2 separate regions of the Homo sapiens genome follow, and region 1 is linked to region 2. A link is an interaction called in ENCODE POLR2A ChIA-PET data of the cell type or tissue named here. Cell type or tissue: MCF 10A. All regions are shown on one strand. Links, peaks and the distances in the headings refer to the core of each region. The heading gives the core; the rest is flanking DNA. Region 1 has its middle 57 kb from the start of FH. Region 2 has its middle 56 kb from the start of RGS7.

Region 1 (2,924 bases), core at 299-2,798, 49 kb after region 2:
TGTCCAGACACCAAATGTGAGTACAGTCAAATGCAAACTCTAGTAAAGAAAATAGGCTGGGCATGGTGGCTCACAACTGTAATCCCAACACTTTGGAGGCTGAGGCAGGAAGATAACCTGAGATCAGGAGTTCAAGACCAGCCTGGGCAAAGTGGTGAAACTCTGTCTCTACTAAAAATACAAAAATTAACTGAGCATGGTGGCAGGCACTGGTAATCCCAGCTACTCAGGAGGCTGAGGCAGGAGAATCTCTTGAACCCGGGAGGTGGAGGTTGCAGTGAGCCAAGATCTCACCATTGCACTCCAGCATGTATGACAAGAGTGAAACTCTGTCTCAAAAAAAAAAAAAAAAAAAGAAAGAAAGAAAGAAAGAAAAAGAGAAAAGAAAATACATCTAAGTTGAATTGTTCAAAACAGGCAGCCCTCTATGGCACCAAGTGAGCCGGGGGTGGTAAAAATTGTCCAATAAGAGCAGATGTTCTCTGTCAAGAAAAATTGAGATTAAAGAGGATTTGGACCTGATTCATCCAAACAATTACAATAGCTAGAGCACTCATTTCTCATACTCTTTCTTAGTCCATTTTCTACTGCTATAACAGAATACCACAGACTGAGTAATTAAAAAAAAAGTGTATTTGGCTCACAGTTCTGGAGGCTAGAAGTCCAAGAGCATGATGCTGACATCTGTCAAGTGTCATCCTATACCAGAAGAATGGAAGGAAGAAGCAAGCTTGCAAGACTTGCAAGAGAGAGAAAATTGGGCCAACTCACCCATTTATGGGGAACCCACTCCCATGACAATTAACCTGCTCCCATAATAATGGCATTAATTCATTCTTGAGGGGATCTGCCTAATCACCTCTTTATGGTCTCACCTCTTAACGTGGTACAGATTAGGACACCAAAGCCCATTGTGTCTTGGCAACTTGTCCATAATCACACAATCAATAAACGATTCAGTGAGACCCTCCACTCTCCTCTGATAACTCCAGGTCCTTTCCAATGCCATTCTACTGCCTCTTGGTCAGCCTCAAACCACCACATTCTATATCACATTCCATATCACGCGCTTGGCTAGAATCCCAAGCCTGGTTTCAAAGACCTACCCCTCTCAACAATAATATCATCCTCAGACTGTGAAGAGTGCTATGGTTTGAATGTTCCCTCCAAAACTCAAGTTGAAATTTGGTTGCCATTTGCACAGTCCATAGAGGGTAATAACTTTGAAGAGTCATCAGCAAGATTAAGTTTATTGGATGTAGAAGATATTCTATTAGAGTATGAGAAGAAATAACTTATATTTCTATTTGCATTTTTATCTTGTTCTCTTTTTTAATGCTATTTTTCTATATATGTTAATGTACATGGTAATACAGTGGTACATAGATAATTTAAAAATTGTGTGGCCAAAATAGTGTGAAGACCACTGGTTTAGAGCATTATGAGTTGGAAAAACGTGTTCAAATTTCTACTCTGTTACTTACTTATTGCCTAACCTTAGGCAAAATCTTCAAATTTCCTGAGCCTCACTTTCAATGTATGTATTACAAGGACAATGATAGCACATACGTCATAAGAGTGTTGCAAGGATCAAATGAGTGCTCACCATGGTGCCTGGCAAGAAGTAAGTGTGAAATAGATAATAGCTTTTATTACTCATCAACAAAATGGAGATTATCATTTCTTTCTTGCCAAATTGTTGTGAAATTTAATGACATGGTATATTTAAAAGCATATTGTAAAGTATAAGTTCCAGACAAATGTAAGGCACTATTTCTTACAGTTTGTTGAAAAACAGTTATTTTCAGTGCTAGAGTATGAAACCATTTCAATTTAACCTTTGTTTTGTGGGACTACCTTACATTTCTTCATACCTTAGGATTATCACAGGGACACCTGGGAAAAAATGTTCCTAGGGCTAGTACCCTGAGATTTTTCTCTATAAACAGAGAACTTGGACATTATCTGGGTTGCTGAGTGTGGGCTCTCTGAGGCCCTTCTGCTACAAATGTTAGCATTTTCCAGGTAAGACCAATATATTCTAGTATTCCCCAAAGTTCTTGTCCTTTAAAATCAGAGTAAGAACTTGAGGTGGTTTGTTCATATAAAGCAGTGCCTTAGAATAAACAAGATTTATGTATTTAATAAGATCTACGGAATACTGGAATTCAGTACCAGAGTAAGTCTAGGAAACATAACAGGCTCCCAGAGCAAGCTATTTAAATGAAAGAAAATATAACCAACTTAATTCTAACCTTCTTTGAGGATAGTAAATTATTTATAACTGAAATCATTTCTGTTTCATGTCTAGTAATATCATATTATGTTGGTTGGCAGAACAGTGAATAAAGTAAGAACCATACATTCTGACTTTCCCTATTGAACCACCTTTAATCTCTCTCTGTTTCAATGACCCAGAGGAACAGTGAAAACATGAGATTCAAGATTCTGTGAGCTGGACAGCAGATGGAGGCACACTGACAGCAGATGGAGGACATAAAGCTGACAGTTAAGAGACATGTGAATGGGTTGATGGGGAATGATCTCTTTGTGAAGTCTGTTGTTGGCAACACATTGCGGCAGAAGAAACAGCTCAGTGATGGTCCCCACAGCTGCCATTCTCCAGTCTTGAAGTTGGTGTATGACCTCACTGTGACCGACCCCCTATGGGCTGACAATGTGGAAAACAGTAATGGTCAAGAAATCCTCCCTGTCCTTTTGTGTTCCAGGCAGAGAGCCACCCTTCCCCATGTGACTTGGGGAAGACTCATGGATGAGCTCCTTGAGAACCTATGACGAAGCCAGACACAACCCCTCCTAGGGTCTGAAAGTTTGTGTCCTTCCAAATTCATATGTTGAAATCCTAACCCCCGAGGTGATGGTATCAGGAAGTGGGGCCTTGGGAGGTGGTTAGGTCATAAGAT
Region 2 (2,924 bases), core at 134-2,633:
TCCATATGTGAATAACCACAGACAAAGATTTCACTTAGATATGGTATTTAGCTAGAAGATTCCTTTCCTTTACCTTCTGATATGGTTTGGCTGTGTCCCCATCCAAATGTCATCTTATACTGTAGCTCCCATAATCCCCACACGTTGTGGGAGGGACCCGGTGGGAGGTAACTGAATCATGAGGGCAGGATTTCCCTTGTTGTTCTCGTGATAGTGAATAAGTCTCACGAGATCTGGTGGTTTTATAAGTGGGAGTTCCCCTGCACACGCTCTCTTTCCTGCCACCATTTAAGATGTGACTTTGCTTCTCCTTTGCCTTCTGCCATGATTGTGAGGCCTCCCCAGCCATGTAGAACTGTGTGAATCCATTAAATCTCCTTTATTTATAAATTACCCAGTCCTGGGTATGTCTTTATTAGCAGCGTGAGAACAAACTAATACACCTACTGATCTCTGGGTTGTTCCCGGTCCTCTGTTCCATAGCTTAATGGCCAATGCCTTGAGGTCATTCAAAATAATGATGGAGAGATAGCAAGTGTAATACCACTGTGCATTTGTCTAAAGAAATCCAAAGAGCCTGGATGGAAAAGTCTTAAGTTACCAATCTATGAAGGCTCCAGGCTTCCTGTCACTGTCCTTGCCTGCTCAGTTTAGTAGGAATAAATTTCTTTTTTAAAACTCAGCAGTACCCAAAATATAGGATTGTCAGTGAATTTAGAATGCAGGCCACAGGTAAAGCATTGATCTCTCATTTCCTCTTGCAGACTGGCTAACTTGGATCGAAGTACAGACCACTCCTTCAGAAAAAAAAAAAAAAATCTATAGCCATATGCCAGGGTTCTGAATTTTTTTCCACTATTTATCCTAATAGCAAAGCTGCCACGGCACATGGTCTGTATCCCAAAGAACAGCGGGTGACAATCTGACCAAATGTTCGGCCACCACATAAGAAGGGTCACCAGATTTGCAGCCTGAAATACCTGAGACCTCACTATCCAAAGCCCCACCTCTTCCACTCAGCCAATTCCACATTTTTGAATCTTATTTGCTGCATCCTCTTTCAGGTAGAAAGTCCACTTCAGGTATAATGCATTCAGCTGCAGCTACTAAGTAAATCTGCCGGAATACAGTGCCCTATAACGCAGCTCACAGAAAGGTGTTTGAATGCAGATTTGCCACTGATAATTCCATCATTTCTTACACTCCAATCATGATATTGTCCATGAAGAATAGCTTGGGTACATGATCTAATTTATTCCTCACAATATTGATATGGGACACAACTATGATATACATGGGTATATGATAAGATATGGGTATATTATCATCCCCATTTTACTGATGAGTAAATTGAGGCTCAGAGCCTAGGTACTTTGCTCAGGTTCTCACATTTGCTAAGTTGTGGAGCTGAGATTTGAACCTAGATCCGAGTGACACAGAAGTTGGTTCTTTTTATTATTTAATCACTTTAATCATTTAATCTATTATTGAGGTAAAACTGCACCACAGAGGACCAAAAGGAGAACTACAGTGCAAGTCCAGGTGCCTGTAGCCATGGCACAGCTGTGGCATAGTTGTTCCAATGTGGTAACCAGATGTGTCCTTCTGGTTGTCTTGGTACGGAGCCACAGCTCCAGTACTGAGTCACAGCCACATGCAGATGCCACCACAGAACATGTGATATTTTAGATCTGAGTTGACAGTTTAACATGTAAACATTATCAGAAAATAATGAGTCAGGCTCTCCCGAGCCATATGCTTCATCTCAGAGCCAAGGCTGTGTCATCACTGTCAAATGCTCCTTCAGGCCACTAAATCACCACAGTAAGATCATAGCTTCAGGACCTAAGTAGCTCCTGGGGATGGGAAAGAGATGACTGACTGAGGTGGTTGATGGGATTCTTACAGGTAAGTCAAATGGGTTTTTTCACTTGCATCACCTTGGGGACCCATTCAGCAGTGCCGTTGGTGGAGGCTGAGAGACCAGGTCCTCTAAAATTGTGACACCTGCTCTCTTTGAAAATGAGGCACTCTCTCAGTTTAAATATTTTGTTAATGTTTTTCCCCTACAATTCCCTTCAATTAAAAGATGATGTATGGCATTCATGGGATAAATGAAGTTGATGCATTGTGAGCATTTCGTGACCTCTCACACCCTGAGGGGTCCAAGTGGGGCTGGAAGTCTGCAGGGAGGCATACCTTTATTCAGGGCTGAGTCATGTTGTTTGCAAGGGCCCTAGAGCCAAGTGTGTTGAAGACACAGACACCTGAGGGGCACTAGCTCCGCAGACACCTGGACTTGCCGGTGGATCTTTCAGAGGAGGAGCTAGGCAGGGTTCTTTCCTTCCAAATGAAGTAAAAGCATGAAAAAGAAGAAAGGGAAGTGTCTGCTTCTGGACACTAGTGATAAAATTGGTTTGAGGGTGTTGCTACTTGGAAATACCAAGACATCCAGGCACCTGCTCTCACCTGCTGTGCCCTGTGTCTTCTGTTTTTTTTTGCAGACAGAGCAGCTTTATCTGAATCTGGCCTTGTCAAGTGATTAGATCACGTATTTAGTTTTTGTCTCATCAATTGATGATAAACTTGAAGAAGGCAGAGGGGTGTGTGTGTGTGTGTGTGTGTGTGTGCATGTGTGTGTGTGTGTGCATGCCCGTACATGGTGTGTTTATTTCCTGCAGTCTCTAGGACAGCAACAGTGACTTTGCCATTTCATTTGTTGAAGTGGCCTAAAATATGATATATGGAAAAGTGGAAGAGACCCATAATCCTCTTTCACTTTTGAAGTGATTTATGCGTTACAACACTAGATTGCAGAGCGGGCTAGAATTAGAAATGGATAGATTTTTGGGTAAAATACATATCTTGAACAGAGTTTTTATGCTGTATATATACACAAAGAGATATCTATAGAAAAAGACAGA

Evidence for each region. ChIA-PET counts read pairs that join two places held together with the same protein. Peaks named below come from ENCODE experiments on the same cell type or tissue, not always from the same donor. Only the 100,000 strongest peaks of a DNase experiment are listed, where the experiment ranks them.
Region 1: POLR2A ChIA-PET joins it to region 2 with 5 read pairs; 1 of 35 experiments calls an interaction of 5 or more read pairs at or near these places.

What each region holds. Positions count from the first base shown.
Region 1 is chr1:241,461,010-241,463,933 of GRCh38, forward strand. No RefSeq gene overlaps it. Among named protein-coding and RNA genes, the nearest start is that of FH, 57 kb to the right of the region's middle. In MCF 10A, for the core only: no CTCF peak of the experiment used is centred there; a DNase peak (open chromatin) is centred at 1,582.
Region 2 is chr1:241,411,929-241,414,852 of GRCh38, forward strand. No RefSeq gene overlaps it. Among named protein-coding and RNA genes, the nearest start is that of RGS7, 56 kb to the left of the region's middle. In MCF 10A, for the core only: no CTCF peak of the experiment used is centred there; a DNase peak (open chromatin) is centred at 1,683.